Linked DNA regions of Homo sapiens: region 1 is linked to region 2. The links are chromatin loops, found by intact Hi-C in ENCODE. Cell type or tissue: B cell. All regions are shown on one strand. Each heading gives the region's core, and the rest is flanking DNA. Links, peaks and the distances in the headings are about the cores only. Region 1 has its middle 110 kb from the start of CCND2. Region 2 overlaps LOC124900317 (a long non-coding RNA gene).

Evidence for each region. A loop is a pair of places that touch in the nucleus more often than their neighbours do. Peaks named below come from ENCODE experiments on the same cell type or tissue, not always from the same donor. Only the 100,000 strongest peaks of a DNase experiment are listed, where the experiment ranks them.
Region 1: it touches region 2 in a loop (4-fold over the local background); 7 of 110 quality-filtered maps call a loop at or near these places.

What each region holds. Positions count from the first base shown.
Region 1 is chr12:4,166,809-4,169,726 of GRCh38, reverse strand. No RefSeq gene overlaps it. Among named protein-coding and RNA genes, the nearest start is that of CCND2, 110 kb to the left of the region's middle. In B cell, for the core only: no CTCF peak of the experiment used is centred there; a DNase peak (open chromatin) is centred at 1,496; H3K27ac peaks cover 43 bases.
Region 2 is chr12:4,105,719-4,108,636 of GRCh38, reverse strand. LOC124900317 (a long non-coding RNA gene) reads left to right here. Exons shown (of 4, transcript XR_007063173.1): 4 at 1-2,918. Among named protein-coding and RNA genes, the nearest start is that of LINC03141, 95 kb to the right of the region's middle. RefSeq lists enhancers at 813-872, 960-1,254. In B cell, for the core only: CTCF peaks have their summits at 868 and 1,067 (motif pointing left); a DNase peak (open chromatin) is centred at 1,076.

The DNA of each region.
Region 1 (2,918 bases), core at 99-2,598, 61 kb before region 2:
TGAGACGGTGCCCACGAGGATCACCAAGGATCTCCGTATCACTGACTTCATGAGTACATTTCAGTCCTTAGCTTACTTGGTATCTCTGCAATATTTGACACAGCAGTCCATTTGCTCCTAGAAACAAAAGCTTTCCTGGGGTTCCATGAGACCACACTCTACTGGTTTTCCTCCTTCTTTTCTGACTTTTCTTTGATCTGCTTGCAACTTCTTCACCTCTATTCACTCCTAAAGTAAGCTCTGTGCTGGGCTGTTTTCTAGCCTCACCTTGCACTCTCTTCCTTGGTATCACAACCTCCTTCATGGCTTTATTATAAACCGCTGATGACTCCAAAATCTAGTTTTTTGGTTTTTTTTTTTGAGACACAATCTCACTCTGTTGCCCAGACTAGAGTGCAATAGTGTGATCTTGACTCACTGCAACCTCTGCCTCCTGGGCTTAAGTGGCTCTCATGCCTCAGCCTCCTGAATAGCTGGGATTACAGGCACGTGCCACCATGCCTGGCTAATTTTTTTTATTTTTAGTAGAGACGGGATTTAACCATGTTTGCCAGGCTGGTCTTGAACGCCTGACCTCAAGTGATCCGCCCGCCTCAGCCTCCCAAAGTGCTGGGATTACAGGCATGAGTCACCATGCCCGACCAAAATCTATTTTTTAACACATATTTCTTTTATTGAAATCCAATTGCCCACTAGAAATTTCCATCTGGATGTGTCTCCAGCCCCTTAACTTCAACATGGTCAAAATGGAACTCAACTTTTCCCAAAGCTGCTTTTTCTTTTTTTTTCTATCTTGTTAAATCATGCTAAAACACACTCCATTATCTAAGCCAGAAACCTGGACATCATTCTTGATTGTTCTGTTATTCCTCACATTTTTGCATTTAACCAAACACCAAGTCCTGTGATTCTATATCTGGAGTCTCTCTTGAGTGAAGCCATTTCTACCCCTCCCCCGCTGCTACCACCTGAGACCAGGCCCCTACATATCTCACCTGTGTTATCACAATCATTTTTTAAAACTGGTCTTCCTACTTACACTGCTGATCCCTTCCCATTGATTCTCCAAACTGCAACCAGAATAGTCCTCCTGAATATAAATCTGATCTTTTTTTTTAAATCCTCCAATGTCTTTTCATTGCCAGTGAATCTCCTTAACAAACCTTGGAACTTTTCTCATTCTCTGGCCTCTACCTTTGCTCACTGCTAGCTGCTTCCTACCTCATGTTTTATATCCATTCTAACCCAGTGTTCTCAAATTGGCTACCCATTGGCCCATTAAAACCCACAGGTGTGTTTTATTTGGCACATGCAGTATATTTTTAAAGTTGAGCCAACATTTAAAATCAGGGAATTTCTCATAAAAATCCAGGTTTTCAGTTTCTTTTGAAAAGTTGGAACAGGCATTAGCACCCCTCCTCCCACCCTTCTTGCATGGCCACAGTTGGTTGGAGCTGAGTACTTTAGCTCTCTAGCGCTCACAGTCCCCGGCTCCCTAGGGCCTCTGTGACGCTGAGGCTGAACATTCAGTGAACGTTGCTGTCACGGTGATTCTGTTTTCGCTGTCTGCAATACACTCATTCATTTCTCCTTGCCTGGCTAGCTCCTACTTTTCCTTGGATCTCATTTTGATCATCACTTCCCAGGGAGACCTCCCTTAAGCCCTAGGGTCTTATATACATGGTCCTATAACACAAAAGCGAAGAACCTCTCCCACACTAGGGACTTAGTATTGGCCAGGTAAAGAAGGGAGGTAGGCTCTGAGGTGGTAAAGGGAGACTGTAAGTAGAGCACAGGACGAGCCATTGATTTTGGGGACCACACCCATGTCCCTGAGCAGAAGGCTGAGGCAGGCAACCCTCACAACATGACATGCTTTCCTAGGTCGTGTTGAAAGTGGCTTCCAGTGCATTGGTCTGTCATGTATTTCTTCTGGGTGCTATTCTTATGCTTCTTATGATATGGAGAACAAAGTCAATTAAGAGTTGATTTAAGTACCTAAAAGGTACTCTGTGTTGTACTAGGAATAGGACAGGTATACATAAATAATTCACAGTCTTATCTTGAGAAGAGTACATGATCCAGTGGAGAAAACATGCACAAATACAAATAATCGGAGTAAAATTGTGAAGATAATAAAGGTGTGTATACAAGGCATAACCAGAATATGATTGCAGGGAGATTATCTCTGCTGAGGAAATCAGGGAAAGCTATTAAGAGGAAATGCATGAACTAAATGTTATGGGATTGGAAAACCCACCACAAAACAAAGCTGGAAGGAAAGCCATGAGAAGTAGCATGAGTCCATCCTAATTCTACAGTGTTAAACGAACTTATGCTAACAGAGTTTCAAAATACACAAAGCAAAATGTGATAGAACTGAAAGAAGAAATAAGTCAGTTCTACAGTTACTATTGAACATTTCAGTGCTCTTCTCCTACTAATTCATGCCCTGGAGAAATCACTCAGCCTTCTGCAGACTTAGTCTGCTCATCTCTAGAGGAGGGAGAATGCTATGTTATGCTTACGTTTTACAGTCATGGGAATGAAATGGCATGGAGGAACTTAGCAGTCTTTTAAGAGCTGTACAAATGTAAGATTTATCACTTTCCTACTATTCAAAATCAATACTTTTCTCATCATTGTACAGCAAACAAATAGGTTGATAAACTCTTGAACATTTACTTTCTGCCAGCCACTAGGCTAGACGCTGAGCTCAAGAGGTATCAGAAAACGTTAGCAGCCTGGAGTGGCTCACAGTCTAATACAGATGACAGACACTGATAATTGTATGTTATATACTTACATATTGTGTGTATATATGTATATATAATTATATATTACATATAATAGGTATTATATGTTAATATATGTTTATATACTATAAATAATAATTTGGCCAGGCGCGGTGGCTCACT
Region 2 (2,918 bases), core at 122-2,621:
GCCAGTGCCTTGATGAATATGTGTCTTCTCTTCTCTAGTTTACCATGGGACAGATAGCTACTGCACCAGTTTCAGGTCTTCTCACCATCTTGGCCTCTTTCTGAATAACTCCTCTTTTGCGATGTCCCCTTACTGCTCAGGCCATCCTAGGGATGAAGAAAGTACTGGGCCAAAGAGATCCATGGGCATCCGTGTAGGGAGTGCCAAGAAATTAGGATTATCCTGCCTCGGCGCCCAGCCAAGGTTAACAAGCTTTATGGTCTGTTCGGCAAACCTGAGGGGACCCGGTCCTCCATTGTGGGATGGGAGTTGAAGGAAACAGTGTTCAGGTCTGGCCCAAGCCAAAACCCATCTATTGCAACCTACCATTTCTTTTCTGCCTACTTCTTCTATTTACTTTTTCTGTTGTTGTTGAGACCAGGTCTTGCTCTGTTGTCCAGGCTGGAGTGCAGTGGCACAATTATAGCTCACTGCAGCCTCAATCTCCTGGGTTCAAGTGATCCTCCTGCCTCAGCCTCCCGAGTAGCTTGGGACCACAGGCACATGCCACCACACCCAGCTAATTTATTTTCTTTTTGTAGAGACAGGGTCTTGCTATGTTACCCGGGCTGGTCTGGAGCTCCTGGGCTCAAGCGATCCTCCTGCCTTGGCCTCCCAAAGTGTTGGGATTACAGGTGTGAGCCACTGTGTCTGGGCACCTTCTTTTTTTTTTTTTTTTTCTTTTAAAGAAGGCTATTAAGTGTCCAGTGCCTGGAAAGTTCCTTTCTTTCCTGAATTAATATACCAAATTAGTTCCTGCTAAAGTGTTAATGACTAACCCCAGTTTCACTTCTTGTCAGCAATCTGCCCTCCTCCATAAAGGGTTGAATAAATAGGACTTTTAGACATAAGTGACCGAGTCTGTGAGGGAGTAAATTTTGAGCAGGGGGAGCTCTCACGCAGGGCTCTCCAATTTACACTGCGGAGGTAGCTTCCTTTTCCACCTCTGCAATAAGCCAACCAACCCTACAAATATCTGGTAGAAAGAAGGGCTGTTCCAGTGAAGAGTCAATTAGTATGAAGACCGCCATCTACTGGCAGATGATATCTACTGGCCCCATTGGTGCGCTAGATAAGTTTTGTCATTGCAGGGGGTTTCCCGATTGGGTTGCTTGAATGCTGAGAACCAGTCCTCTCCCCCATTCCTTTTGCCTAATTTCCCTTTTACATTATTGCTTTGTTACTTTGATTCCTCAACATATACAGTATTTCACAGAGCCTTTATGCTACAGGGGATCTTTGGAGGGTATAACTGTTGTGTGTCATTAACACTTTAGTATAAATTAACTCAATTGACTACCACTAGTCCAGAAGTTGAGAAATTCCAGTTTGTCCCCTTTTTTCTCCCTTTCTTCCTCTCTTTCTCCTATCACTGAATATAGAAGTCAGGCTCAAAAACACATCTTAGCTCTGGAGAGGAAAGGACTTCAGGACATTTTCATTTACCAGAAGACAGCTGTGGAAGTTTTAAAACGGTATCAGCACACTGGCCTTCCTTACTCCATCAAATCTCATGTGTGCCCTTCTCGGAGTCTCTAAAACAAATGCAACTCCAGGAAGTCTCCCTAGTCTCTGAGATCCCGTATTTCCAGTTCCTTCACCCCTCTAGCTGTCTGCCCCATCTTTTTTAACAAGAAGCGTAAATATCTCCACTGTATTCTTATGCACATTTCATGTGTGGTGCGTCTGTTTCATGTGTGGTCTGTCTGGCCTCTTGTCATGGGCTGTTTACTTCCTGGAGGCACTTTGGTTTTTCTTTCTCAGTATTTCACCATTGCACTAAGTCTAAGTTGTGGCACTGATCACGGTATGTGCTGCCTGCACATTGTGAGATGTTCCGTGGTCAGGGTTCGAGCAGTGGGGAAATGGTGGCTCGGAAGGTCTTGGTGAAGCTCATAACATGTTCTATGTCTCTACACACCTATTTATAGGTGTGGTTTGCAAGGAGGGGGTATTAGAACCACCGTTTACAACCTGGAGTGTGAGTGTCCCTGAAGAGACAGGAAGACTTCCCAGGGGGTATTTGGGCATGAATTGTTTCAAGGCACTCCATTTCCAGATGCTGAATGCCGTATCTGCCCTTCCCTGAACTGATCTAGCAGACAGTGCACCTGCAGCTGGGGGGTCGGGCTGGTTCTCTGGTCCTGCCTGCCCTTTCTCAATAGCGCTTTTCCCACTTTACAAAAGGAAAAAATTCTGTTAACTCTCTCTCATCCCAAATCTTACTTACTATGGTGCATTAGGCCAAGTGTACAAACTTCCATGGCATCCAAAAAAGGACAACTGAAAATATTAATGAAGGCAACATAAATCTCTAAGGTTTTGTGTCTCTCTCTGTCTTATACATACGTCTGTGACGGGCAAAGCATGGAATTAGACACAGGGCAAGATAGGTTGTGTGGTAAGGCAAAAATATGATACCAATATTTGTCTAATGAGTCCCCTCATCCTTCCCCCAAGGATTATCAAAGAACATATTGCCATCATGCAAATCTCATGAAAATAAAATAAGGTTAGTGAAGGTAGGAAGTATTGAGGGTGGTGGCACATTATTTCATCCCGGTGATAAATTCATGGTACAGCTTCATGCTCTATCAATATCTATCTATCTATCTGTCTGTCTGTCTATCTATCTATCATCTATCTATCTATCTAATCTAGTATGTCTACTATCTTAGAATTAGAATGCAGAATGTTTGTCTTGGGGACATATATTAACTCATTGATTTGGCTTGAAAAATGAAAACTGGACGAGCACGGTGACTTATGCCTGTAATCCCAGCATTTTGGGGGGCCGAGGCGGGCAGATCATGAGGTCAAGAGATGAAGACCATCCTGGCCAACATGGTGAAACCCTGTCTCTACTAAAAATACAAAAA